2 separate regions of the Homo sapiens genome follow, and region 2 is linked to region 1. A link is a loop called in an ENCODE intact Hi-C map of the cell type or tissue named here. Cell type or tissue: heart left ventricle. All regions are shown on one strand. Links, peaks and the distances in the headings refer to the core of each region. The heading gives the core; the rest is flanking DNA. Region 1 overlaps FLNB (filamin B). Region 2 overlaps FLNB (filamin B).

Region 1 (14,612 bases), core at 4,017-6,516:
TGGGTCCTGGTTTTGTGCTGTGAGGCAGGTACCATGGAGTGGGCTGCTGGCTTAGTTGAGGATGGCTGCCCTGCTCCTTAGGGGAGCAGATACCCAGGGCCTGGAGCCTTTAGGCCCTGCCTCCAGTAGCTCCATGGTCAGGGTGCCAGTCACCTTGCGTTTTCTTTTTCTTTTTTTTTGAGATGGAGTCTTGCTCTGTCGCCCAGGTTGGAGTGCAGTGGCGTGATCTCGGCTCACTGCAACCTCTGTCTCCCGGGGTCAAGCAATTCTCCTGCCTCAGCCTCCTGAGTAGCTGGGATTACAGGCGTGCGCCACTATGTCTGGCTAATTTTTGTATTTTTAGTAGAGATGGGGTTTCACCTTGTTGGTCAGGCTGGTCTCGAACTCCCAACCTCGTGATCCACCTGCCTCGGCCTCCCAAAGTGCTGGGATTACAGGCGTGAGCCACCGGACCCAGCCAACTTTGCTACATCAGTTTCCAGGTAGCATATCCTAGGCAAAACTGGATGTAGCCTAGTGATTCAGGGCCTCGGTCTGAAGCTAGACTGTCTGGATTCTAATCCGCACTCTGCCTGATACCAGCTGTGCAACTCTAGTCCACTGCTTTAACCTTTCTGTGCCTGCTTCCCTGTCTATAAAATGCAAGAGCAAAATAGTTGCTATCTTAGAGTTGCTGGGAGCATTATATTTGATGAGGTTAAGTTATAGCACAGTGTTGTCATTATCACTATGAATATTGTGCTTTTGGACCCAAGTCCAGGACTTTGTCTTGTCTTCTGTCTATTCTCTGGCCAGTCCAGATATTTTTGGAATCCTATTGCTGTCATCTGGTGTGTTAGCTGTTCCCTTTCTCCAAGTTCAGAACGTCTGATGAAGATGTCTCCCAAGATCCTTTCTTCCTTTCCTCATTCAACAAATATATGAAAGCCCATCTCTGAACCAGGCCCTGTGCTGGGTGCTAGGACAACAGGAATGAGAGGATCATGTCCTTTGCTTGCCTCAGATACTGCTCAGAGGAGAAGAGACAAGCAAGCAGGGAGAGCCATGCAGAGGAGAGCTGCTCAAACCTTCAGGCCCATGCTCATCACCTGGGGACTTTGTTAAAAATGCAGGTCTGATTGAGTAGGTGCTGGGGTGTAGGCTGGGATTCTGCGTTTCCAGTCAGCTTCAGATCCTGCTGTCTGTGCACCGTGCTGTAAGTAGCAAGGATCTAGGTGCCAAGCCCTCTGAAAAGGAGGAGCACCTGCCCCTAGGCTGGGTATGGGTAATCTAGAAGGTTCCCTGGAGGAAGGGACCTTTCAGCTAAGACCTAAAGCGTGACTAGAATTAGGCAGGCAAACAGACATTTACACAGGAGCAGACGAGTGTGTCAGTTTAGAGGTCTTGATGCTCAGGTCAGAGGGGCAGTGGAGGGGTGGGCAGGGCTGGTTTACCAAGGGCTTTCTGAAACTGGAGGCTGCCTATGGGGTATGCTCCTTGAGTTTGTTTGTTTGTTTTTTTTTTTGAGTTGGAGTTTCAATCTTGTTTCCTAGGCTGGAGTGCAGTACAGTGGCATGATCTCGGCTCACTGCAGCCTCCATCTCCCGGGTTCAAGAGATTCTCCTGCCTGAGCCTCCCAAGTAGCTGGAATTATAGGCATGTGCACACCTGGCTAATTTTGTATTTTTAGTAGATATGGTGTTTCACCATGTTGGTCAGGCTGGCCTCGAACTCCTGACCTCAGGTGATCCACCCACCTAGCCTCCCAAAGTGCTGGGATTACAGGCGTGAGCCACGGCATCCAGCCCCTTGTTTAGTGTAGGGTAGTAAACCCAGCCAAAAGGGGTCGTTTATCTCAGGGGTCTCACCTGTTGCTCCAGTCATTCCTATTAGCAGAAAGTTTTGTATGTGCCCCTTCCTCATATATATATATATTTATATATGTATTTATATATATTTATAAGTTATAAACATACTCTACTGTCAATTTGTATATTAAATATTAGTAAATCTTAGTTTCTTTTTAGATGACAAATCCAAATATAAAATCTGTTTTTTTCCTGGCTCTAACGGATTATCTTATGTCCCCTTGGGGTGGACATACCTCTTTTGGAGGCTCCCGTGAAGGTTTGTGTTTCTACATTTAGTTTTTTTCTTTTTTCCATATTCTTGTTATTCTGCTTTTAATTTTCATCTTTGAGTATTCTAAATTAAGGAGCTGGATCTGTAATTGTAACACCTTCCCCCAACAATAAGTTTAACTAATGAAAATATTCAATGGAATGAGCCATTTTAATCTAAATGGGGCTATTTCCTGCTTTTATAATGATTACAGTTGCTTTTCATGACATTCTACTAGAAGCCATCTTACATTACTGTTGTAAATCTAGTTATTCATTAAACGGGCACAGTAATCCCTAAATTGGCTCAGGTTATTGTATAATAAACAACAATACTTTCTTCTTCAGGAGCTTGAGAAGTGATCTTGTATTTTTAAGGTGCCTAACTAACTTTTCATGGGAAACTGAGTCCATGTACTGGGAAGAAAGCTTTTTGGGGAAAATGATTAGAAAACCAAATGGGTCTCTTTATGACTGAAGTGATGAACCAGCAGGTGAGAGTAGGTATAGATGGTACAGAGGACGGAATTACTGGGTATTTTAATCAGGCCCACTTAGTATCACAATTTATTATTCTATTCTATTTTTATTATTATTTTTTGAGATGGAGTTTCGCTCTTGTCATCCAGGCTGGAGTGCAGTGGCGCTATCTCAGCTCACTGCAACCTCCGCCTCCCGGGTTCAAGAGATTCTCCTGCCTCAGCCTCCCAAGTAGCTGGGATTACAGGCATGCGCCATCACACCTGGATAATTTTTTTGCATTTTTAGTAGAGATGAGGTTTCTCCATGTTGGTCAGGCTGGTCTCGAACTCCCGATCTCAGGTGATCCGCCCGCTTTGGCCTCTCAAAGTGCTGGGATTGCAGGTGTGAGCCATCGCGCCTGGCCAGTGTCAGGATTTATTCTGTGGGAGGGGAGGAGGACAAAGAAAAATACTGAGCTATGTTTGAAGCTCCTGCCCTCTAAGAGCCTTAGAGCAGCTGACTTAAATGTGTTCCTTTGATAAACTGTAGATGGTTGTTGTAACTCTTCTGCAAACTGTTTATTTTTAAAAACAATTTGATGAGATTTTACTTATGCCCATTGTTTGAGTACAGCATTTACCAAAGAACAATTTTGGCCAGATCCCATGCAGTAGAATGCCCTTGGCCAAAATTTTCTTGTACTATAAGCAAAGAAGCAGTTTGGTTTTTCACTTAGGCAAGACTGCCTATCAGACTGAGTTATTGTGACAGAGCCGCTGACTCTCTCCCTTTCCCCATTATCAAAATCTGGCTTTTCTAAGCAGCGCATGTAAAAAGCTTGGCAAGGAGGACCCTTGTCCTCCTACATATTATTCTTTGGCTCTTCTTGGTACCAAGAATACATACAAATAATGCTGGCTGTGTACTGAATGTTGAGGTGTGCACTGTTGAGGATATTCATCCTCTAATATAACATCTAGTATTTCTCACACCTTCCGTCTGCTGAGCATTGGTCTATCTTACTTATACTACTTCTAATCCTCGTGAACTCTGCAAAACTAGTGGCTTTACATCTATGAGAAAAGAAAAGAACTTTTATCGGAAGAAGGTGAGTCCTTTTAAAGTATCAGGCCTGGAAAGACATTAAATGAGACAGCGAACACATCCTGCTACCCTCTTTGAGCTATGTATTCATTGACTTTTTTTTTTTTTTTTTTTTTTTTTTGAGGCAGAGTTTTGCTTTGTCACCAGGCTGGAGTGTAGTGGTGCAATCTTGGCTCACTGCAACCTCTGCCTCCGGGGTTCAAGTGATTCTCATGCCACAGCCTCCTGAGTAGCTGGGATTACAGGCGCCTGCCACCTTGCCTGGCTAGTTTTGGTATTTTTATTTTTATTTATTTATTTTAAGACAGGGTCTCACTCTGTCACCCAGGCTGGAGTACAGTGGCGCGATCTTGGCTCACTGCAACCTCTGCCTCCCGGGTTCCAGCGATTCTCCTGCCTCAACCTCTCCAGTAGCTGGGATTACAGGCGCCTTGGCACCACAGCCAGTTAATTTTTTGTATTTTTAGTAGAAACGGGGTTTCAGCATGTTGGCCAGGCTGGTCTCGAACTCCCAACCTCAGGTAATCCGCCTGCTTTGGCCTCCCAAAGTGCTGGGATTACGAGTGTGAGCCATTGTGCCCCGCCTATGTATTCATTTCTTAAAATTGGTTGCTGGCTAGGTGTGGTGGTACATGCCTGTCCTATAATCACAGCACTTTGGAAGGCCGGTGCTGGAGGATCTATTGAGGCCAGGAGTTTAAGACCAGCCTGGGTGAGATCACATCTCTACAAAAAAAAAAAAAAAAAAAAAAATTATCTGGATGCAGTGGCACAAGCCTACATAGTTGTAGCTGCTTGGGAGGCTGAGTTGGGAGGATAGCTTGAGCCCAGGAGTTTGAGTCTGCAGTGAGCTATGATTGCGTCACTGCACTCTAGCCTGGGCGACAGAGTGAGACCCGTTTCTAAAACAAAGAAATTGCTATTGTCACAATTAGTTATAAATTAATCTAATAATGCTGCACGCAGTACCATAATCCACACCCTATAGCTTAACGATGGATGGCCAACCACTAATCAATGCTATTTCTGTACGCCAATGAGAATTCCTGACAAAAAACTTTGTATCAGCCCCACTCCCTGTCTGTCCCCTCTTTTGCTTTTAAAAACCTGCTTGTAACAAAGGCCAAACAGAGCTCATATCCAAGGTTACTTGGGCCTGAGTCTTTCAGGCAGCTGTCTTCACTTTGGCTCAAGTAAACTCTTTAATAGTTTAAATTTTAAGCCTCTGCCTCTTTCTTTTAGGTTGACATCTGTTTCCATTTTACAGATGAGAAAACTGAGGCTCAGCTCTGCCTCACTTTACAGGTCAGGCTTAATCCCTAATCCCTGCCTGCATCATGCTGTAAAGGACTTTTGTGTCAAAACTGAGTTTCACACTCTGTAAAGTAAAATAGATATATTGTAGTGAGAGGGTGTAGAAGAGACTGTTTTCTGCTTCTGTGGATTTTTTTTCTTCCTGTTTTGCTTTGCTCCAAACTTTACTCATTTGCGCTTGATTCATGTGAAACTGAAATTTCCTTCTACAGAACAAAACTTTTTGGGGGCTACTTACCATATCTTTTCCCACACCGTGGAGCTCTGACTGGGACCTTTTCCAGTTTTTGGAGACATTGCTCCAGTTCTTTCCCTGCCTTTGGTTTCCAGGGGGCAGTAATGTCACCGCAGGTGTGGACAGTAGGGACCAGCTAAAGGTTGCTTTGGAGGAGGTGGGCAGGGCTTTTGTTTGTGAGGTCTAGAAACCAGAGGTGAGGAAGGAGGTGTCCCTGGAACTCCCCCTGGCTGCAGGGCTCACAGCACACACCATGACACCACAGGGGTGTGTGTGTGTGTGTGTGTGTGTGTGTGTGTGTGTGTGTGTGTGTGTTGAGGGGAGTGTTGTTGAGAGCCAACTATGCCAGGAGATCCTTGGTGACAGCGGACATAGGCACAGCTATGCTCTGTCAGGAATGAGTTCACCCACACCCTTTTCTTCTGCTACCTTGTTTAACTGGTGGGAGGGTGTGCTGGGTTGTGTTTGCTGGTGAGCCCAGCAACTGCACCCTTCTTTCCAGGCCTAGCACCCAGCCTTTATCAGTCTCATGGCCCTGGCACAAGTGGGCAGCCTGCTTCCAATCCAAGCAGGCAGCTTTCCGCTCATCTGCAGGTAGCCTCGTGCTGTGGCAGCACAAAGTTGTGTGAGCCAGAGCTGAACTTGTGATCCCCACGGGCATCTCCTGAGGCGCACCTCTCCTGAGAGAGAAAGCTGGTCCGTCCAGCCCATTCAGGGCTCAGCCTCCCCAGCCGTCGCAGGGCTGGCTTGCTGAAAGGTCTGGGTGTTAACACAGCACTCCTGTTCTCTCTCTCTGAAGGCCCTTTATGCTGGCATGAATTCCTTTTCTCATAGAGATCTGAAAGCTCTTTTGACTAAATGGGTCACCTTTCTGAGTATTTTCATAAGGCTGTCAGCCTTTACCATGCCAGACAAGTTTTCTGGAATTTCCTTTCCAGAAAAAAAAAAAAAAAAGGCTACTAAAGAGGTTGGAGTTATTTGGAACACAGGGTGGAATTCTGGCATTCGAACTATAGGGAAACGGGTGGGGATTTGTGGCAGGCACTATGTAAATTTGCCGCAAGCCCATAAATTCAGACTTTAAGATGAAAGATGGCAAGCAGCAGTCAGCTTTCCTTCAACAGGCAGGAACGGTGCTACCTTCCGCCTGTGCTGAGTGTGACTGAGGGAGAGGCAGGCCTCCTAGGGAGGCCGGGGCAGGAAAGGTTTCTTGGTGGCTAAAATAGGATTTCTCAGTTTCCCCCGTGTCCCAAGAAAATAAGTTCTTATCATGCTTGTACCACACTTCTTGTGCGTATCACCCTGGTTTCCCTGCACCTCCTTGAAGTGGTTTATCAGATTCCAGGGACACAAGAATGGTTTGGCATCTACAGCCTATTGTGGGAGCAGGGGCCCGGCCTGGTGCTTCTTGCCCAGGAACAAACTGATTGTTCCCTTGGTGTGGGGTAAAGCAGGCCAGAGTATGGGACCAGGCCCTGCCTCCCAGGGGACCTGAGGTGCAAGGTCTTTGAGCTGAGACCCTAAAAGGCCTTTGTGAGTCTGTAGTGCTATCAGTTGAGCAGAGTTCAGGGTTCTGTTTACAAGATTCCCTCTCAGCAGAGGCAGGGAGGGGTACCTGCTGGAAGACCAGGAATGTGCTGCTGCTGGGATGGGGGCCCTCGGTGGAGCTTCTAGCCATCTGGAGGCAGAACCCAGAATGTGTTCTGAGTGAGGCGCCTTGGCAGAGTTGGCTTGAAAGCACCTAGGCAGTGGCTTGTCACATTCCTTATCTCCACCAAAGGAGGCAAGCTAGCACCTGGGGGATGGCTCTCCCATCAGGGAGTCCTTTACAGGATGTGATCCAGGTGTCACATTACACTTCCTGCAGGTGTGCACCTCTTACCTAATTGTCTCTCCTATCCCTTTTTCTCAGCACTATTGTCTGACATCCATGGGGAGTCACACCCAAAGTTGGGCATGAGGTCCTCTCCTGGGCACCCAACACCTTGTTTTTTTGTTTTTGTTTTTTTTGGAGATAGAGTCTTGCTCTGTCACCCAGGCTAGAGTGCAGTGGTGCCATCACAGCTCGCTGCAGCCTCGACCTCCTTGGCTCAAGCGATCCTCCCACCTCAGCCTCCCACGTAGTCAGAATTACAGGCACACACACCAACACTGCTGGCTAATTTTGTATTTTTTGTAGATTCGGTTTGCTATGTTGCCCAGGCTGGTCTTGAACTCCTGGGCTCAAGCGATCTGCCTGCCTCAGCCTCCCAAAGTGTGGGGATTACAGGCATGAGCCACCTCACTTGGCCACACTGCCCTCTTACTGAGCCGTATTGGTGTTCTAAATGGCCTTCTTACTCTCCCACGGGTCATCAGTGCTCCAGGGGCAGGCGCTGTGTCTCTTGTTTACCTCTGTGGCTCTGACCTTGGCACTTAATAGGAATTTAATAAATAACTTGTTAAATAAACAGTCTCTAGTATAATAGCTTGAGTATTAAGACTGGTACATTGACTTATTTGCAATTCAGAAAATGCAAAACAGTGGTTCTTTGCTGCCTTTAGTGAAGTGGGAATTATATGTAGTAGACAACTGGGTCTGGGGTCCCAGTGGAACACTTCGTTTTTGGACTGTGATGCTGAACTTAAAGAACTCAGCAGTTCATGTTCATTCTCTGGACATCTGTGATTTGCTTCAACAACTGTTAGAGAACAAGGCCTTTTCCAGGTGAAGCTCAGAAAATGAATTTAATAGGAAATTACTGAAAGTCACAATCATAGTAACAGTTTCATTAGTTACAGTGAATATAGAGAGAGCCCATACAAAGTACCAGGCATTGTGATAAACGCTTCTTACTAATAGCTATACAAAACATCATTGCAATTCTGAGAAGTAGTTATTGTTGTAATTCCCGTTATGCAGATGAGAAAACTGAGGCACACCCAGATTGGCCAGTGAGTGTGTGGTTATTACTCAGATTCTTGTCTGAGATTTTAATCTTCATATTTTACTGCTTTCCCAAGGAAAGCCATCAGCTCAGCAAGTCTTTGAAATTTGCTTCTTTTTTTTTTTTTGAGACAGAGTCTTGCTGTGTCTCCCAGGCTGGAGTACAGTGGCGCAATCTTGGCTCACTGCAACCTCCGCCTCCTGGGTTCAAGCGATTCTCTTGCCTCAGCCTCCCGAGTAGCTGGGAATATAGTTGCATGCCACCACACCTGGCTATTTTGTATTTTTAGTAGAGACGGGGTTTCACCATGTTGGCCAGCCTGGTCCTGAACTCCTGATCTCGAGATCCACCTGCCTCGGCCTCCTAAAGTGCTGGGATCAGGCTTGAGCCACCGAACTCGGCCTTTTTTTTTTTTTTTTTTGAAATGATGTCTCCTTTTGTTGCCCAAACTGCAGTCTTGGCTCACTGCAACTTCTGCCTCCTGGGTTCAAGTGATTCTCCTGCCTCAGCCTCCCGAGTAGCTGGGACTACAGGCACGTGCCACCATGCCCAGCTAATTTTTGTATTTTTATAGAGACAGGCTAAGCTTGTCTTGAACTCCTGACCTCAAGTGATCCACCTACCTGGCCCTCCCAAAGTGCTGGGATTACAGGAGTGAGCCCCTGTGCCCAGCCTGAAATTCAATTCTAATAAATTTTTATTGGAGCATTAAAAAGTTACATCTGTAGTTGTTACTCTTTGCAAAAAATTGCAAGAACACAGAAAAATATAAAGAAAAAAATCACCTGTGAAGAATTTTAATGAATCTTTTTCTACTTTTAGGGGATTTTGCTTACAGCTGCCTTTTAATCAGAATAGGGAAGAAAGAGATTCCTTTCTCAGGAAAAAAGTGACTGTGGACTGGAAATGCTTTGTGAAATAATTTTGGTCATACTGATGGTTATAACAAGATTCGTCTTCAATTGAGTTATTGCTGAGCTTTGTCCAACATTAAAATGAAAGGTCTCATTTGAGTCTCATTGTGGTTTGCAAGTCTCCCTTGGTCTAGAAATATGTTTGGTCAACCACGGCATGGAGGTGTTCCAGCCACTTTCTGTCTCTTAAAAGTTTTTAGGACCTACTTTTATTGGGACTGCCAGGGTCTCTTAATAATAGTTATTATACTTGGTAACTATTGTGACCTTGTCTCATAGGCAGCCCAGCATAGAAACTCATTTAGCTTTTAGTTGCTCAGCTCCATTAGCTGTTTAAACATGTTTCAGATGTGAGCCTGACAATGTACTTGGGCAGCTTGGTTCACCCTTGACTGCCTGGGAACTTTGAGAAGTCTGAAAATTATATGTAGCCCTAAGGTCTTCATGGTATTGTTTTTTTGGAGGCACCATTTCCCAATAGCCCTGAGGACACCAGGCCCATGAAGCCATCCTGTCTCAGCCAGGAGGCAGAGGAGATGGAATGGAAACCACTTCTGGATACAGATCCAGCCACTTCCGGAGTGCTTCAGAGCATGGGTCAGATAGACCTTGCTGCTTTCTAGCTGGCAGACTTGGGGAAGGTTGTTTGACCTCTCTGAGTTTGTGTCCCAGACTATAGCAGTACCCCCTTACTGGCGTTATCGAAGATAAAATGATATAATCCTGATAAATCACTTGACCCAGTCCTTGGAGGTGGTGGTGGGGGCTGGGGTAAGTGCCCCATGAATGGTGGTCATCATGCTCCCCACCAACCTCCTTTCTCTCTTCTCCTTTCCCGTCTTTCACACCCCTAATTCCTGGACCTGGGGGTGGTCTCTCCAGACTAGATGAAGAAGCAATCTAATTATCTAGGAAGGTGAAAGGTGGTTGGGAATACTCCCAGAAATAGGCCAAAGATACCGCCTCCTACCTAACAGACTCTTTTTAGAAGAAGAGGCAACCTGGGTTTTTGGATAACTGTTGAGTAGGAACCATCATGAGTGGCATTTCTGCATTTCTGGTCTTCTGGCCAAGCCTCCTTTTTTTTTTTTTTTTTTTTTTTTTTTAACCTTGAGACAGTCTTGCTTTGTTGCCAGGCTGGATTGCAATGGTGCAGTCTTGGCTCACTGCAACCTCCATCTCCCAGGTTCAAGCGATTCTCCTGCCTCAGCCTCCTGAGTAGCTGGTACTACAGGTGCCGCCACTATGCCCAGCTAATTTTTGTATTTTTAGTAGGGACGGGGTTTCATCATATTGGCCAGGATGGTCTCAATCTCTTGACCTCATACTCTGCCCGCCTCGGCCTCCCAAAGTGCCAGAATTACAAGCGTGAGCCACTGAGCCCAGCCTTCCTTTTTTTTTTTTTTTTTTAAGTAGCTCCATTGCCCTCCCTCACCCTTTCTTTTGTCTCCTGTAATGTCCTTCCCTTCCATTTCTTTTTTTTCTTTTTTCTTTTCTTCTTTCTTTCTTTCTTTTTTTTTTTTTTGAGATAGGATCTCATTCTGTGGCAAAGGCTGGAGTGTAGTGGCACATTCACGGCTCATTGCAGCCTCGACCTCCAGGACTCAGGTGATCCTCACATCTCAGCCTCCCGAGTAGCTGGGACCACAGGCACACACCACCACACCCGGCTAATTTTTGCATTTTTTGTAGAGGTAGTGTTTTGCCATGTTTCCCAGGCTGGTCTTGAGCTCCTGGGCTCAAGTGATACTCCCTCCTCAGCCTCCCAAATTGCTGAGATTACAGGCATAAGCCTCTGCACCTGGCCTTCCCTCTCATTTTTTTTTCTTTCCTGGTTTTGCCTGTCCCAGACCACCCTCTTGGAAAGATGCTCTCCCAGCAGCGGCAGTAAGGTCCTGGTCTTGTGTTTGCTCCTGGGCCTGAGTCTTGGCTTTGCTGCTTTGTAGCTAGCTGGCTGACACCAGGGAGCTGCTTCCCTCCAGGAGCCTGTCGTCCATATGCTGAATGTGATCCTTAAATGCTCTGTCTTACAGGGGCCAGACATTGTGGCTCATGCACTTCAGGGGGCTGAGGCGTGCAGATCACTTGAGGCCAGGAGTTTGAGACCAGCCTGGCCAACATGGCGAAACCCTGTCTCTACTAAAAATACAAAAATTAGCCGGAGGTGGTAGTGTGTGCCTTTAATTCCAGCTACTTGGAAGGCTGAGGCAGGAAAATCGCTAGAACCTGGGAGGCGGAGGTTGCAGTGAGCCGAGATCATGCCACTGCACTCCAGCCTGATCAACAGAGCGAGATTGTCTCAAACAAACAAACAAAAAATGTTCTGCCTTACAGAGTTCTTAGGTATAAAAGAGAAGGTGCCTCTAAAGCTCTTGGCACCGTGCCTGGCTTATAGTAAGTGCTTGGTAAACGTCAGCTGCTGCTGTTGTGGTGTTAGTATCAGCATTGTTGCTGTGAGACCCTGCACTTCCCACTTAGCCTTGGAAAAATAAGTCTTCACGTTAATGCCATGGGCTACCGCTTCTCTTTTCAGGGCTTCTTGGAGGAGGGTGGAGATGGAGAGACAGGTGGGGGACTGCCAGGGTTACATCCTCCATGAGGCTGAGGCTGTGCTGACTGCCTTGTGTGCTTTCAACCTGGAGTAAAGGGTGGCTGTGCCAGCTGCTCCCATCCCCCAGGAGTCTGACTCGTCCCTGCCTTGGCCCTGGGCAGCACTTTCCCTCCTAGCTCTTTGGCATCTGGGGTCATGGTGGGGCTGCCTGCCATCTGTCAAAATTTTTGCTGCCCTGGGTGTGGTGGTAAACCCCCGCACTATCCAACTTGGTGTCATGGAGCTGGCGACAATATTTTTACAGTGGTTAGTGCTTGGAAACTGGACTTCTGGGTTATGCCCTGTACAAACAGCATCAAAGTCGCTGGGCTAGGGTGACAGAGGAGGCTGCCAACAGGGAATTCTGTGGCTCCTGGGACAGGAATGGATATGGGAGGTTGGGGGCCAGTATTTTCGGTTCTCTTGAGGAGTTGGCGAGTATTAGTCTTTGCCCTGATGGATAGAAGGAATCTGTCTGTGTCTTGCATGAACCGTGTACTTCCCCCAGTTACTCCTTGGACACCAGCTGCCTGCTGTTCATAATTGGGCCAGATTTCTAATACTGCAGCGCTACCAAATGTCAGTTTTAGGCCATCTCTGGTGTAGCCAGGGAACGCCCAACACCTTTCCCAAAGGTAGAATTTGTGTGGGTTTTACTTCACTGAGTGACTAATGCAGATCTTTATGTTTTAATGATGGGAAGAAATTCGTCAGCCTGGGTACTTTTTCCATGTGATGGGGCAAAAATTTAAAACACTTGCACAACGGCTTTTGTTTCTCCAGCTACTAAAGGTGACTGTCATTTAGGCATTATCAGTATGATCAGCTGATGTTAACCCACTCCCCTTCTGGAGACCCGTTTCTGTTTCTGGGAAAGGTGTAGGACATGCTGGATTTGGCAAGATTGCAGGTCCCAGGCAGATGTCCGGACTTAGACTCTGGCTCTTTTTTTTTTTTCCAGACAGGGTCTCCCTCTGTCACCCAGTCTGGAGTGCAGTGGCGCGATCTCGGCTCACCACAACCTCCGCCTCCCAGGTTCAAGGGATTCTCCTGCCTCAGCCCCCTGAGTAGCTGGGATTACAGGCGTGCACCACTATGCCCAGCTAATTCTTTTTTTTTTTTTGAGATAGAGGCTCACTGTCACCCAGGTTGGAGTGCGGTGGCCCGGTCCGCCTGCCTCAGCCTCCCAAAGTGTTAGGATTACAGGTGTGAGCCACCGTGCCTGGCCTCAGCTAACTTTTGTATTTTTAGTATCAACGAGGTTTCACCATGTTGGCCAGGCTGGCTTTGAATTCCTGGCCTCAATTGATCTGCCCACCTCGGCCTCCCAAAGTGCTGGGATTACAGGCATGAGCCACCGCGCCTGGCCCAGACCCTGGCTCTTACTCCTAGGTCTACCTCTACCATCACTGGGGCCCTCGCCTGAACCTTTTGCCCCATCTATAAAATGGGAGAACTAGACTAGGTCTGTGTCCCCCAAGCTTCAATCATTTGTAAAGGAACCACCTTTACTATTTTGCCATATCCCACGGCTGTCTCTATTTCATTTTTCACTTAATATTATTTTCCCCTGCAGTTGACTCACTTGTAAAACAAATGTATTTGAAAAGGAGACTTTGTGTCACTATAATAACGGAAAAACAGCGTCACTAGGTAAATGGAAGGTAACCATAAATAAACCCCAAACAGTTATTAAATTCCAGCCAGCACTGTTGCCTGTTCACAACATGAGGCATACTCTCTTTTGGTTAAAAAGGGAAATTAGCAAGAGATGGAGAGGTGTTGAAGGTAACCTAGCACTACATTGAGCCTTTTCCTTGACCTGCTCAGGAGGATTGAGAAAGAACTAGGAGAACTGGGAAGAGAATAACGTCTTTTTGTGATGCAAAGTGCCTGAGTGTGACCAAGAGCTCAGAGTAGTAATGTATAGATGCTTTGTTTGGATACTTATGCAGCCATTACCATGTGCCAGGGGTGTAGAGGGGCTAGGAGTATAGAGGGGATTGGGACTTGTTCACTGACTTCTGGTTGCTTGTGGTCTAGTAGTGGGGAGGTGGTCATAGAATATTGAATACAAACGAAGATCGAACAGGCTGCAGGGGTTTAATAGGAAAATCACAGGACTAAATTCTGTCATGTGTACATGGGGTCTACAAATAAGAGTTGTTTAGAATTTTTTTTAATTTAAATTTCCCATGAAATATAAATCTATTTCATTCCAGAATGATTCTAGAGAAGCTCTAAATACATTAAAGTTGTGTTGGCTGGGTGCAGTGGCTCATGCCTGTAATCCCAGCACTTTGGGAGGCTGAGGCTGGAGAATCACTTGTGGCCAGGAGTTTGAGACCAGCCTGGGCAACATGGGAGACCTTATCTCTACCAAAAAAAATTTTTTTTTCTTTTCTTTTTTTTTTTTTTGAGACAAAGTTTCGCTCTTGTTGCCCAGGCTAGAGTGCAATGGCATGATCTCAGCTCACTGCAACCTCCGCCTCCCTGGTTCAAGCAATTCTCCTGCCTCAGCCTCCCAAGTAGCTGGGATTACAGGCATGTACCACCACACCCAGCTAATTTTGTATTTTTTTTAGTGGAGGTGGGATTTCACCATGTCGATCAGGCTGGTCTTGAACTCCTGACCTCAGGTGATCCACCCATCTCAGTCTCACAAAGTGTTGGGATTACAGGCGATAGCCACTGCACCTGGCCAAAAACATTTTAATAAATTAGCTGGGTATGGTGGTATGTGCCTGTAATCCTAGCTACTTGGGAGGCTGGGGCAGGAGGATCCCTTGAGCCCAGGAATTCCAAGCTGCAGTGAACTATAATCAGGTCACTGCACTGAAGCCGGAGTGACAGAGTGAGACCTTGTCTCTTAAAATAAATTTGTGTCATTGTTTGTTGTTTTTATGGTGTTATGACAATGATCCATCTTAACCCTTTATGTAGTGGTAACTAACTTTCTCTTTTCCT
Region 2 (14,612 bases), core at 6,840-9,339, 45 kb after region 1:
GTGAGGTCTCTCTTTGTTACCCAGGCTGGCGTGCAGTGGCATGAACAGGGCTCACTGCAGCCTTGACCTCCTGGGCTCAATCCTCCCACCTCAGTCTCCTGAGTAGCTGGGACTACTGGCACGTGCCACCATGCCTGGTTAATTTTTGTATTTTCTGTAGAAATGGGGTCTCACTGTGTTGCCCAGGCTGATCCTGAACTCCTGAGCTCAAGCAATCCACCCACTTTGGCCTCCCAACATACCGGGATTACAGGCATGAATGAGCCACCATGCCTGGCCTGCAACTTCTATAAATAGCAAAGTTAGTAATTAGTGAAGATGATGGTTTGCAAGCACTGAATTATACTTCTATTAATTTCATTTCCTTTCAATTTTCTAATGTTTTGTGCCCAATCTGTCCTGTCTGCCTCTACCTAGCTTTAGAAGTGTTTTGTTGGTTCCTGAGATGGAGCTGTGCCTGAAGGGTATGAGGTTACCCTCTGGGTTCAGCGGGGAGATTTGGGAAGAGTTTTGATTTGTAGGCCAGTAAAGGGGCCTGACATTAGATGATGGCTGCTGGGCTAGGGAACAACTTAGAGGCAGCTAACAGGATTCAGGGAGAGTGGATTTGGTGGGAGAGAGTAGTCTAGGATGAATCCAATTGGGTTTTTATGAGTAGTTTGGTAGTTGGTTGACTGGGTGGGTGGTCCCTTGGTAATTATTTGTTGATTAGTGGTTGTTGGGTTAGGTTGGTTACACTTACATTATAGTCGATGGAATCTCAGATTTGGATCTAATACCACATGTAAGTCGAGTGGATTTTTTTTTGAGACAGAGTTTTGCTCTTGTTGCTCAGGCTGGAGTGCAGTGGAACAGTCTCAGCTCACCACAACCTCCGCCTCCCAGGTTCAAGCGATTCTCCTACCTCAGCCTCCCGAGTAGCTGGGATTACAGGCATGCGCCACCACGCCGGGCTAATTTTGTATTTTTAAGAGTTGGGGGTTTCACCATATTGGTCAGGCTGGTCTCGAACTCCCGACCTCAGGTGATCCGCCTGCCTTGGCCTCCTAAAGTGCTGGCATTACAGGGGTGAGCCACTGTGCCTGGCCAGTTGAGTGGATTTTTTTAGCACTCAAGCTTCGTGGCTCATTGCTATTATTGTGCATGTGAGCGTTTTATCTTTCAGTAGCATTAGGGATGCTACTTGGATGTGTTTTAGTTATTACAGAAATAGTTTTTACTAACTTTTACTAAGTTATCTTTCCTCTCCTGTGTAGGAAGTTTAGAGTGAAGCGGCAGTTGGCTGGAGGTTCTGAAGGTTTCCCCCTTTCACATAATTTGATGTTCCAGTTGCCCACATCAGGACGACTCCCTCTCTTTCTACTGATGTAAGCAGTGGGCCAAATTATGGGGCTCCATCCCTGCATCTTCCTACTTGTCTAAATCTTCGTCACAGACAACATATTGCTCTAAAGGAAACCTAGAAAGGAGGAGAAGCTGGTTTTCGCCCAAATTCCTCAAAATCATCGCCTGTTGTTTAAGAATTACAGTTTGCACTGGAACAATAAGATGTTCCTTAATGTGGTTTTTAAGTGAGTTGGTTGTCGCCTGAATTTCATAAACACTGGCTAAGGATTGTGCAAAAGGGTGTGCTTCCCTTTAGCATCCTTAATTAGGGACAGCGTTTTGAAAACTGCTTTTTATTGTCCTTTATCTGCAAAACTTCTTGAATCCAAATAGCGAGATTCTCATTTCTTAATCACTGCCACAGAAAGTTGTAGATTAGAGAAAGCTCCAATTCCTTATTTCCTGTCTTCCTTTCTTTCTGTGTGTTTATTGCCTGTGTCTCATCCTCACTCCTGCCAGTTTTATAGAATGTAACCTCCCAGCCTCTGGGAATGTTTGGGAGACTTGTTCATAGAGGATCTGAAGAGCAGTTTAAAGTGGACTTACCCAAACTATCTTCTGGAGAACATTAGTCTCTTTGGAGATAAAATTTTTAAACATCCGCTAGTCCAATAGTGTTGGCAAATTCCCTGTGACACTGTAGCCCTCTCTTTGAGATTGTCAATGTACGTTGGCATGTTAAAGGCTCTGAGAAGTCCTGCAGCAGTTAAAAAATTGTTTAGTCTAGTGTGCCCCCAGTTGTTTGGCCACTGAAACCCCCTTTTCTGGAAAAACCAGCTAACATCTGGTAGTCTTTTCTAAGAGGTGGTACTGAAGATGATACTCATGTTACACATTTAAAAATTCTAACATGTGTTTTTCATGTGTTTATAAAATGCAACTAATGTATCAAACCTGTGATTTCCAGGACATAATTACTTAAGCTAAGGAAAAAAGAAAACATGAGTGAAGGAAAAACTTTAGTAAATAGGCCAGGTGGTAAGAGGAGAGAGCCTTGTCTGTGAGTGTGGTCTAGGGGGATGCTGGACCTAGCTTTTCAGAGCTAGGTTCAGGCAGAGCTGCTCTGAGATGTAGACACTGCAGCTGGGGTTCTTGTTGAGCCGGGAAGCAGCTTCTGACTAAGGTGCAGACTGTTTAGATGAGCTGGTCATAAAGAGCCCTGACTGTGGACTGCGTCTCCAGCCACGGCAGCAGCTGGTGGATGGGGTGATGCCTTGGATATTTATCGTGTGTTTCTTGCCTGGCCTGCCCTTGGACAGTGCGCCTCAGGAATGTTAGAATGTGTTCCCCCTTTAGCAGCAAAGCCGATCTGCTGTGTACTTGTTCTGTTTATCTTACTGCCACGACCGTTTATCACGGGCCAGAGTTCAGGGGCACACTGATAAATCTCTTTTAGGAGGATGATGTAACCCTCAGCATTTTCCCCCTACTTGGTTCTGAGTTTTTAAAGCTTTTGTAACACCATCATGTCCTTGTTTGGGCATCTTCCTGTGTACTCCCGTTTGGGTCTCCAGGGTGAAATAGCCAACAGTGGATTCTGGAGTCATGGCCTGGGTTCAAATTCCTGCTCTGCTGCTTATCAACTCTGACTTTGGGTTTAATTGACCTATTCATTATTTTTCTTAATCTGGAAAATGGAGCCAACAGCAGTTCCTCATAAAGCAGCTGTAAGGATTCAGGGGGGTAACTGCACAGGGCCAAGCCCTCAGGTTTCACCTCTCACTGGGAGGTCGGACCTCTGCATAATGGACAAGCTCTCCTAGGGTGCAAGTGAACGGGGGCGCAAGGGAGTTAGGAAGGTGGGTGTTTTTTGTTTTTGTTTTTTGGTGGCTTGAAAAACATGCCCAAGGCTGGGTGTGGTGGCTCATGCCTGTAATTCCAGCACTTTGGAAGGCAGAGGCGGGAGCATTGTTTGAGCCCGGGAGTTTGAGATCAGCCTGGGCAACATGGTGAGACCCTGTCTCTCTTTTTTTTTTTTTTTTTTTGAGATGGAGTCTCGCTCTGTTGCCCAGACTGGAGTGCAGTGGCGCAATCTCAGCTCACTGCAACCTTCACCCCCAGGTTCAAGTGATTCTCCTGCCTCAGCCTCCCAAGTAGCTGGGATTACAGGCGTGTGCCATTGTGCCCAGCTAATTTTTGTGCTTTTAGTAGAGATGGGGTTTTGTCATGTTGGCCAGGCTGGTCTCGAACTCCTGATCACAGGTGACCCATCCACCTTGGCCTCCCAAAGTGCTAGGATTATAGGCGTGAGCTACTGTGCCTGGCTGACCCAAAAAATTAGCTGGGCGTGGTGGCACACACCCCTGTAGTCCCAGCTACTTGTGAGGCTGGGGCAGGAGGATTGCTTGAGGCCAGCCTGGGCAACAGAGCAAGACCTTGTCTCAAAAAAAAAAAAAAAAAAAAAAAAAAAAAAGAAAGAAAGAAAAGAAAAGAAAAGAAAAGAAAAACATGCCCAAAGGCAACCAAATGACTCCATCTTTTGCAATGTAATCTTCAACATCGACTCCTCTGGCAAGCTGTTTGGAAATGGCAAAGTCCATCTCCTGAGGCTGGGAGATTGCTTGTCCAGGACGGGTGTGTCTGGTGAGGAATGGAAGGCATTTGGATGGCCACTGAGAAAGCTGAGCCAAGGAGCATCAGAAAGACAATCAGGCAAACCCACAGAGTCTCCAGGTATTCCTTTGCTGATAGGTAACATTGCACTAGCGATTTAAACAAACAGGTGAAAGGCCATTGCCCTACCACCCCACCTCACCTCTATTCCTTGCTGCTCTTTCCAGAAGCAACTGCATGGTCTGGGAACAGTTTTTTGTCTTGTCAAGAGACAGTCTGTACATAGATGAATTCAATTATATTACTTCTGTAGTACCCTGTACTCAAATTTGAACCTGTCATACACATTGCTTTTATCATTTCATAATACCTGTTGATTTTCCCACGTTAGTACCTATAGATCCTGACAAGCAATTTTGTTAAGATGAAGAGTTCTTCATATGTATTGTACTATGTTTCTTTTTTTGATGATGTATGTCAAGATTTATTATAAAAGTAACAGATGGGTAGGGCATGGTGGCTCATTCCTGTGATCCCAGCACTTTGGGAGACCGAGATGGGAGGATTGCTTGAGCCCGGGAGTTTAAGACAAGCCTGGGAAACCTGGCGAAATCCTGTCTCTACAAAAATTACGAAAATTAGCCAGGCATGGTGGTGACTGTCCCAGCTACTTGGGACCCAAATGTCCCAGATACTCAGGAAGCTGAGTCGGGAGCCTGATCCTCAGAGGTCGAGGTTGCAGTGAGCCGTGATTGCACCACTGCACTCCAGCCTAGGTGACAGAGTGAGACCCTGTCTCCCCCTGGCCTCCAAAAAAAAAAAAAAAAGTAACATATGTAGTTTAAATTTTAAAAATTAAATTTTTGGGGGGGCTGGGTGTGGTGGCTCATGCCTGTAATCCCAGCACTTTGGGAGGCCAAGGTGGGCAGATCACCTGAGATCAGGAGTTCAAGACCAGCCTGGCCAACATGGTGAAACCCTGTCTCTAGAAAAACACAAAAATTAGCTGGGCATGATGGGGGGCGCCTGTAATCCCAGCTACTTGGGAGGCTGAGGTGGGAGAATCGCTTGAACCTGGGAGGCGGAGGTTGCAGTAAGCCGAAATCATGCCACTGCACTCCAGCCTGGGTGACAGAGCGAGACTCCATTAAAAAATAAAAATAAAAAATCAAGCAATGCAGAATAAATAACAACAATAAAATGAAAGCCCATCTTCCACCATCAGCTTCTTAGTTTTCTTCCTAGAAGGAGCCAGTGAGGACAGTTTGGTGTTTATGCTTCCAGATCTTTCTGTTCAGATGCAGTCATGACTTCTGAAAAACAGGATTGTACAATTCATACTTTTCTACAAATTATCCCCTTCCCTTAATACATCATAGAAGCCTATTCATATTGGAACAAACAAACATTTCTTATTCTTTTCACAGCACCCTGTTTTCCTCTTGCTTGAATGTAAAGTTTATTTAACCACTTACTGTCAGGGAGGCATTTGTTTTCAGTTCTCCCTCCCTCCCCCCACCAGTTGTCTTGTAATGAACTGCTTTAATGGCTAAAGATCACTTTAATATCAAAACCTCCCCCACCTCCCATTAGAAAAAGAAATCATGTTAGGGAACTTCAAATTGAATTTACGGACCTTGTGTTTAATTTTCTATCAGCAGTGGCCCCAGCCTGGCCCCTGCAGACTGCCCCGGAATCTGTGGGAGGAGTTGGGGTGGCCTGCAGACTAGAGCACACTGCCAGTTCATTCAGCAGCTCACCGAGCAAGAAACATCTTGATTCTATCAGCCTTAATGCTGTGTCCCATTAGGGACCCAGCTCTTGTGGTCATTAGCAGATGGAATGCTCATCTGTGCTAGAAGGCGGAATTCTAGGGCATTCGGCTCTGAGCAGTCTTGAACCAGAATTGAATGGCTTGAATCCTTTTCACAATGCCAACGGGGAGGCACCCTTAGCTCCCAAACTTGTGTGTGTTATAATACTATGGTAGTAATAACAGTGGTTGTAGTAGCCCCCGTGAATTTGATGGGACAGTCGTCAGGCAGTGCTGCTTGCTTGCTTTACTCCATCGTATCACCGCAGCCTGATGAGGCGAGGGAGTTACGACTCTCATTTTGCAGGTGAGGACACTGAGCACAGGGAATCGACCCACTCATGGTCACACAGCTTGCCAAGTCGCTGTGCTTGGGAGGTGAACCAGGCTTCTCTGACGCCCCAGCAGGACGTCTGAACTTCTAGCTGCCCCATCACTAACTGACTTAATGCCCCTGACTCCTGGGTGACTTGGCCACCAGTTACTTCAGCCAGCGACCTGCCCTTTCTTTGAGTGGGTTCCACCCATCCCTGCACCATGCCTTTTACTTTGGATGTTGGTGGCATGGAATTCCACCCGTAAGAAGGAGGTCGGTCCCTGGGCTGAGAGAGTTTGCAGAGAGCTCTGTTGGGATTGGGTGGGACGTGTGTTTGGAGGCCTCCTCACATAATTGTGGGCTGAAAGGTCCAGATTTGGGGATATAAAGTTGAGCCGTCAGCTGAGCTAAAGACAGGGCACAGGGAGGAGCCATCCAGAAAGTGTCAGTGTAGGTAAAGCAGGCAGAGTTCCCCCTATCTGTCCTCTGAGGGCCTCCTTTCTTGTGGTTTCCTCCCTTTTCTGTGGTGATGGTCAGAGCCAGCGGTTATAAATTATTTGGAATTTTCCTCAGCTTGGTTCCTACTCAAGACTTTAAATTAGGAGTTTTGTTCCCTTTTATGACTTCACAATCTTTGGGCAGGCTGCCATCTCTACAGCAGGCTAATATGAGTTGTAACTTGAGGTGAGTTACAGGGGAAAAATGGAAGCTGATTTCTCCCCTTTTAAACCAAGGAAGCCACCTTGATCTGACTTTGTAACAAAGCTCAACTTTTGTAAGTTTGCAATTAAAGGATAAATACCTATCCTATTTATTATTATTATTAACTTTTTATTATAAAAGGGGAAAAAACTCCCAGGAAACATAGCCTAATATGAGGGACAAAAAGCCAAAAGGTTTTTTTTTTCTTCCTTTAAAAGGTCCTCAATGTCTTGCCCTGTGGAGACACCAGTTTTCATTATAATAACGCCATTATCTCTTTGTAGAGTCATTTCAAGCCAATTTAACTTTCTCATTTAAAAGTATAATTGGTATTCAGCACAGAGCTGGGAGCTCAGTAGGCAGTTAGAAAATATGTGTATATTTTTTGAGACGAAGTTTCACTCTTGTCACCTAGGCTGGAGTGCAGTGGTGCGATCTTGGCTTACTGCAACCTCCACCTCCCGGGTTCAAGCAATTCTCCTGCCTCAGCCTCCCAAATAGCTGGAACTACAGGCACTCACCACCACGCCCAACTAATTTTCGTATTTTTAGTAGAGATGGGGTTTCACCATGGCTGGTCTCAAACTCCTGAGTTTCGCCAGGCTGGTTTCAAACTCCTGATTTCAGGTGATCTACCTGCCTTGGCCTCCTAAAGTGCTGGCATTATAGGCATGAGCCACAGCACCTGGCTGGCAGTTAGGAAATATTTATTGAATATGAGAAAAGAAAAATAGAGCAAATTGAATCTTCAAGTAGTATGTGAGTAACTCTAATTCCTGTTTTCTGGAAAACACACAGGCTGATAGGTTTGGGTAAATAAGAGCAGAGCTGCATCTTCTCTCAAGTTCCCTGATTCCCTCAAGGAGTTACCTGAGAATAGCTCTGTGCCAAGCAGTGCGGCATGCATAGGGGACCTCTTGAATGGAGGGACAGTCCATTATCATTAGAATCCCCAGTTCCAGCCAGGTGCAGTGGCTCATGCCTGTAATCCCAGCACTTTGAGAGGCCAATGTGGGCAGATTGCTTGAGTTCAGGAGTTCAAGACTAGCCTGGGCAACATGGCAAAACCTTGTCTCCCCCCGCCACACACACACCACACAGACACACAGACACACACACACTGGCTAGGCGTGGTGGCAGGTGTCTGTAGTCCCAGCTACTTAGAAAGCTGAGGTAGGAGGATTGCTTGAGACTTGGAGGTCGATACTGCAGTGAGCTGTGATCGTGCCACTGCACTCCAGCTTGGGTGACAGAGCAAGACCCCGGACCCTGTCTCAAAAAAAAAATTCCCCAGTTCTCAGGGTGTGGTAGAGGCCGAGTCAGTCATGGCTGAGACAAGGGGACTGTGCTCTGTGTGCTTCTGTGCCCTGTGTTTATATGGTTCATACGCTGCCTGTCCACCATGTTTTTCCCGAGAGCCTCGGCAGCGCAGGCATCATGGGAATGACTGAGTCAGGTGGAAATTCAGAGGCCCTGCCCTGGTGGGCAGAGAAGCCTGGCTTACCTCCCAAGCACAGCATGTGTGTGGATCACTTCTGTGCACTGTCTCCTCATCTCCAAAATGGGAGTCATAACTGAACTCACCTCATCAAGTTGTTATGAGATGATGTAGATTCAGCGAAGTAGCAAGAGTAGGAGTTTGGGCTTTGATAACAGAGAGAAGTGAGTTTCCATCTAGATTCTCCCCCTGTGTCACTTTTGGCAGTTGGCTTCACCTCTGTGGGCCTCTGTTATGTCATCTGTAAAATGGGATTAACCCTAAAAGCCACCCTCACAGGGTCATTGTGAGGATTGCACAAGGTGATGCAAGTGGCACAGGGTCTGGCCCAGGAGAGGGGGCTGGAAGAGAGCGAGCTGCCATTGTATTTTGGTTGCTGTGGATCTAAGGAGAAGAGATGTTTAGGAGTCTTTCCCTGGCATGGTTCCTCCTGCCTTCACCCATCACTCTTTTCCTCGAGGGATTCCCTGTGGGGTGCACAGCCCCAGGGTGGGCCAGACTGAGCTCACAGGAGCATGGGCTGTGTTTCAGGTGAGGTGGCCTCACCACATGACAAACTGAGCTGGAGTCAAAGGGTCACGAGGACCTCCATTCACAGCCAGCATTTATTATTTCAGCTGGAAATGTTTGCCGAGCAGTTGTAGCTGGAAGCTGTGAGCGAGACACAGACTGCCATCAGGCTGAGGCCTCCAGAGCTCATGCTGGGCTTTAACCTGAGCCTCTTGGGGGCTGGGCTCTGAGCTCCTCCACTTCTGCTCATGCCCAGGCGTCCTTGGGGGCCTTGAACTGTCAGTTGTCCAGGAGAACTGTGTGGCAGCAACAGAATGAGTTTGTATAGCAACCTGTTGCTTTGAGGTTTAAAACTTAGTTTAGAACGCAATTGCTTTGACCATTTTGGAGTGTCTATACTTTTTTTCTTCTTCTTTAAGTTTTCTTTTTTCTTTTTTTCTTTTTTTTTTTTTTGAGACAGAGTTTTGCTCTTGTTGCCCAGTGGCAACAAGAGTGCAATGGCGAAATCTCGGCTCACCACAACCTCTACCTCCTGGGTTCAAGCTATTCTCCTGCCTCGGCCTTCTGAGTAGCTGGGATTACAGGCGCCCGCCACCATGCCTGACCAATTTTTGTATTTTTAGTAGAGACGGGTTTCACCGTGTTCACCAGGCTGGTCTCGAACTCCTGACCTCAGGTGATTCATCTGCCTTGGCCTCCCAAAATGCTGGGATTACAGGCATAAGCCATCAAGCCCTGCTTTTTTGTTTCCCTTCTTCGACCTTTCTAACAAGAGGTTGGAATCCTCGTTTTGACTTTTAAAGGATTTCCCAGTGCTAGAAAGTGGTAAGATAGTTACTGTATCCTAGGCCCTTTAGCAGACCTGTCTCATTGATCATTTATTTAGTCCAGTGTGGCTTTGTTGTTGGATATTAAGTAATTCTCAAAATTTTACCTTTTCAAAAGTGGCATTGAAAATAAAGGCATTGGGTGATGAAAATGGAACTTTTAAATACAGTGATTCCTGTTAACCAGAAATAGGGTGTTTGGGATAATTTATGAAGCAGTACACCATCATAGATACTATGAGCTGAAAGTTCACCAAACTCTCTATCCCAAAATAACAATAAGGTATTTATGAAGTGATTCGTTCCAACTATTTGAGGCAAAAATTGTCCAGCAAGTGAGAGAGAACAGAAGGAATAGTTGGCAAAATAGGGAATTTGAAGTCTGAGGTTATGCATAAGGAATGTGTTATGGGCCTATAGTAGAAATCTCAAATCAGGGATTAGGGAATGTTTACTCAGTTCTGTTGCAGAGAAATCCTGGCCACGACTCCCCCATGCCATGCCCAGGGCAGGCATTGCTAATCTTCACTGCCTCCATTCTCCATGCCCTGTTCACGGAAGACATTTCTAATGCATTTTAGCAGTCTTTTTTTTTTTTGCTGAATCCAGATGTGGCCTCAGAATCCTTCTCAACACAGTGTACTAGCACCACTTGGTGCTCCTGATCTACTGTATCATCTCTTGAAAAACTACTAACATGAAAAGACCTGCCAAGTCAACTTTATATTAACTGAACCCTTGACACAGTGATGGATAAAAATTAATTCAAACAGCTTCTTTGTGATCTTTGAGTAGTTCATGAGCAAGAAAGAGAATTGGAAATCCAGCCAACTTCGGCCCCCTTGTCTACTTGTATTTTACTGTGGTTTATGTTTTCTCTTACCAATTGAGATAGGCCCATGAGACTTCTGGTCTTCCAAAGCCCAGAACATCCCCACATTATAGTTTAACCACTGTAACAAAGAGGTTTTTTTTGTTTGTTTTTTTGTTTTTTTTTTGTTTTTTTTTTGGGACAGAATCTCGCTCTGTCGCCCAGGCTGGAGTGCAGTGGCATGATCTTGGCTCACTGCAAGCTCCGCCTCCCAGGTTCACGCCATTCTCCTGCCTCAGCCTCCTGAGTAGCTGGGGTTACAGGCGCCCACCATCACGCCCGGCTAATTTTTTGCATTTTTTAATAGAGACGGGGTGTCTGGATCTCTGACCTCGTGATCCGCCCACCTCCGCCTCCCAAAGTGCTGGGATTACAGGCGTGAGCCACCACGCCTGGCCAGAGGTTTTCTTAAAAACAATAACAACAAAAACAGTTGTGGAAAGCATGTAGAGTGTGGGTTTTTTCGGTCTTCAGGTTGGCAGGGCATCTGATACTGGGACCCAGGTTCCTTCCCTCACCTTGCTGTGCCTCTCCTAGTGCAGGCCAAAGCCAGGTGACTGCGCTGTCTGGGCTCCTGGCTGGCAATCGGGGAAAGAGTGCATGGAGCAGGCATGCCCACTGTTCAGGTCCTGAAGCCGTGGCTCATTTCATATCATTTGTTGCTTATTTGAAAGACAGGCACAGCACTGACTTCCAGGGGAGGCTGACTGACCATCTAGGTGGAAGTTGCATGCCTGGGAGGGAGAAGGGGACAAAGGCCACAGATAGGCATCAGTTATCAGGGCCTTAAGTCTGCCTTGTTGGCATGCAGCCTTTTATTGGATCAAGGCCCTGGAGAAAAGCCCTGAGCAGGAGGAGATAAGCCAGCTTGGTCCCCTTCATCCTACCCAGGGGCCTCTGGGGTACCTGAGCCAAAGTGCACAGTTCATTGGCTGTGTGGATGGAAGGGATATGGGACTTGAAAATGGGACACTGGTCCTGGGCAGCTGACCGACATGGTCCTCCTTAACCTGCTGTCTGGGGAGATGGGTTGCATCTGGCTAGGTTTTGACTGAGGAACTGAGGAGAGCTGTCAGCTGTCCCCGCTTTGGTTCAGAATGCCCTTTTGTTTGGACAGCTGAAGCCTACAATTCAGCCATGGTTTGTTTGGGCTCAGAAAACAGGCAAGGATGGAGAGAAACTGCAAAGCTGACCTGGGCTGTCAGTGGGCACCAGGTCCTGCTGGCCTGGGGTCTGGATGCAGGAGATCTGAGCTCTTCAATGTGGGGTGGTCTTGCAGCAGCTCTTCACAGGCTGCTGCTGCTGCTGCTGTAGGCTCACCCAAGCAGCCAAGACGGACAGGATCTATTCTAGTTTTGTGCAGAGTTGGATATAGAAGAGGCATTAGAGGGAGAGGGGATGGGGAAGGAGTTCCAGGCCAGGTGAGCATGGGGCACAGTAAACTGGGATGTTAAGGAGGGGCCAGTTTGTGACCAGCCTGGGCAACATGGCGGAACCCTGTCTCTATAAAAAATTAAATTAGCCAGGTGGGTGGCATGTGCCTGTAGTCCTAGCTACCCAGGAGGCTGAGGTGGAAGGATCGCTTGAGCCCAGGAGGCGGATGTTGCAGTGAGCAGAGATTGTACCATTGTATTCTAGCCTGGATGACCGAGACCCTGTCTTTAAAAAAAAAAAAAAAGGAGGGGCCAGACCCCTGACCCATATGTGCTGCTCTTTTCTTTCAGGGAGGTCTGATAAAATATCAGTAGTTCAATTCTTTTTTTTTTTTTTTTTTTTTTTCTGAGATGGAGTCTTGCTCTGTTGCCCAGGCTGGAGTGCAATGGAGTGATTTCGGCTCACTGAGACCTCCGTCTCCCAGGTTCAAGTGATTCTTGTGCCTCAGCCTCCCAAGTAGCTGGGATTACAAGGTGCCCACCGCCATGCCTGGCTGATTTTTGTATTTTTAGTAGCGACAGGGTTTCACCATATTGTCCAGGCTGGTCTCGAACTCGTGACCTCAGGAGGTCCTCCTGCCTCAGCCTCCCAAAGTGCTGGGATTATAGGCGTGAGCCACCATGCCCGGCCCATAGTTCAGTTCTTTAGGTGGTTCTTGGTGCTGCATATGAGATCTCTGCAAGAAGGACACGTCTGAGCCGGGTGGTTTAGAAGACCAGCATGGCCCAAGACCCTCAGAGCAACACCAAGAACCACCTAAAATTCTTTCTCAGACGTGTCCTTCTTGCAGAGATCTCACGTGCCCCAGGTTCGCTGCAGCGTTAGGGGTCAGCCTCCCTTTGGAGCAGGAGAGCAGGGGCCTTGGAGGTGGCAGTCATGGCCCTCCTAATTAATTGCTTGGCTCAGAGAAGTGACAAATTGAACATTTCAACCACCTGTTAATTCACAAGGTACTTCTTTTCATTTCTTGCTGCTTGCACAAAACACTTGGAGTATGGCTTGTGGATGTCTGGCCCTAGGGAAGAGTGTTTGGCACATAGCAGGTACTTAAGTATTAGGAAAATGAGGATGGAGGGGAGGGAGGGAACATTATTAAGCGGCCAACTGTGAGACAGGCATTGTGCTTGACTCTTTCTTTCTTTTTTTTTTTTTTTTTGAGACAGAGTCTCTTTCTGTCACCCAGGCTGGAGTGCAGTGGTGTGATCTCGGATCACTGCAACCGCGCCTCCTGGGTTCAAGTGATTTTCGTGCCTCAGCCTCCCAAGTAGCTGGGATTACAGGCGCCTGCCATTATGCCCTGCTAATTTTATTTTTAGTGGAGACAGGGTTTCACCATGTTGGCCAGGCTGGTCTCGAACTCCTGACCTCAGTGATCTGCCTGCCTCGGCCTCCCAAAGTGCCAGGATTACAGGCGTGAGCCACTGTGCCCGGCCGACACTTGGCATTCTCTAACCTACCTACTCCTTATAACAGCCCTGGGAAGTAGTTGACCATGGCCATTTCTATTTGGTAGATGAGGAAAAATAAGGTTCAGAGATGGATTGTTCAAACCGATGTATCTAGTCAAGCTACTGGTTCCCGAGCCTGTGTTTGCAACCCCTCTACCATGTAGCCTCTCCGGGTGGTAGAGATGAGGGGGCAGAGTGCACAGTGCATGGCATCCTGTTCCCCAGATGGCCAAGTCTTAGTGCGAGTGTGTGTGGCCTTGGTAACTTGTGTCAAGCACACACCCCATCTCTCTCTCTCTCTCTTTTTTTTTTTTTTTTTGAAACGGAGTCTCACTCGGTCACCCAGGCTGGAGTGCAGTGGTGCTATCTTGGCTCACTGCAACCTCTGCCTCCTGGGTTCAGGCGATTCTCTTGCCTCAGCCTCCCGAGTAGCTGGGACTACAGGCACATGCCACCACGCCCAGCAAATTTTTAGAAGAGACTGGGTTTCACCATGTTGGCCAGGATGGTCTTGAACTCCTGACCTCGTGATCTGCCCTCCTTGGCCTCCCAAAGTGCTAGGATTACAGGCTCTCTTGCTCTCTCTCTCTCTTGTTTTTTTTTTTTTGAGACAGAGTCTTACTTTGTTGCCCAGCTTGGAGTGCAGTGGCGTGATCATGGTTCACTGCAGCCTCGATCTCCTGGCTCAAGCAATCCTCCTGCCTCAGCCTCTCAAGTACTAGTTGGTACTAATGGGCATGCACCACTACACCTGACTAATTTTTTTTATTATTTGTAGGGACAGGGTGTCCCTATGTTGCCCAGGCTCTGGTCTTGAACTCCTGGGCTCGAGCTATCCTCCTGTCTCAGCTTCCCATAGTGCTGGGATTACAGAGATGAACCGCCTGGCCTACACACCCCTATCTCTCCTCGATTCTTTTTTTTTTTTTTTTTTTTTTGAGACAGAGTCTCCCTCTGTCTCCCAGGCTGGAGTGCAGTGGGGTGATCTTGGCTCACTGTAGCCTATGGCTCCCAGGTTCAAGCGATTCTTGTGCTTCAGCCACCCAAGTAGCTGGGATTACAGGCACACACCACCATGCCCAGCTAATTTTTGTATTTTGAGTAGAGACAGGGTTTCACCGTGTTAGCCAGGCTGGCCTCGAACTCCTGACCCCAAGTGATCCTCCTGCCTCGGCCTCCCAAAGTGTTGAGATTATAGGTGTGAGCCACCATGCCTGGCCTCTCCTTGATTCTTACAGTCACTTTGTTGGCTGT

Evidence for each region. Hi-C counts contacts between places; a loop is a spot of excess contacts. Peaks named below come from ENCODE experiments on the same cell type or tissue, not always from the same donor. Only the 100,000 strongest peaks of a DNase experiment are listed, where the experiment ranks them.
Region 2: it touches region 1 in a loop (1.8-fold over the local background); 33 of 110 quality-filtered maps call a loop at or near these places.

Annotation. Positions count from the first base shown.
Region 1 is chr3:58,014,568-58,029,179 of GRCh38, forward strand. The region is part of intron 1 of FLNB (filamin B); the gene reads left to right. Among named protein-coding and RNA genes, the nearest start is that of FLNB, 13 kb to the left of the region's middle. RefSeq lists enhancers at 1-63, 64-576, 577-1,090, 5,206-6,188, 6,189-7,169 and 1 more. In heart left ventricle, for the core only: a CTCF peak has its summit at 5,446; a DNase peak (open chromatin) is centred at 5,902; H3K27ac peaks cover 1,388 bases.
Region 2 is chr3:58,057,001-58,071,612 of GRCh38, forward strand. The region is part of intron 1 of FLNB (filamin B); the gene reads left to right. Among named protein-coding and RNA genes, the nearest start is that of FLNB, 56 kb to the left of the region's middle. RefSeq lists an enhancer at 8,426-9,303. In heart left ventricle, for the core only: no CTCF peak of the experiment used is centred there; no DNase peak of the experiment used is centred there.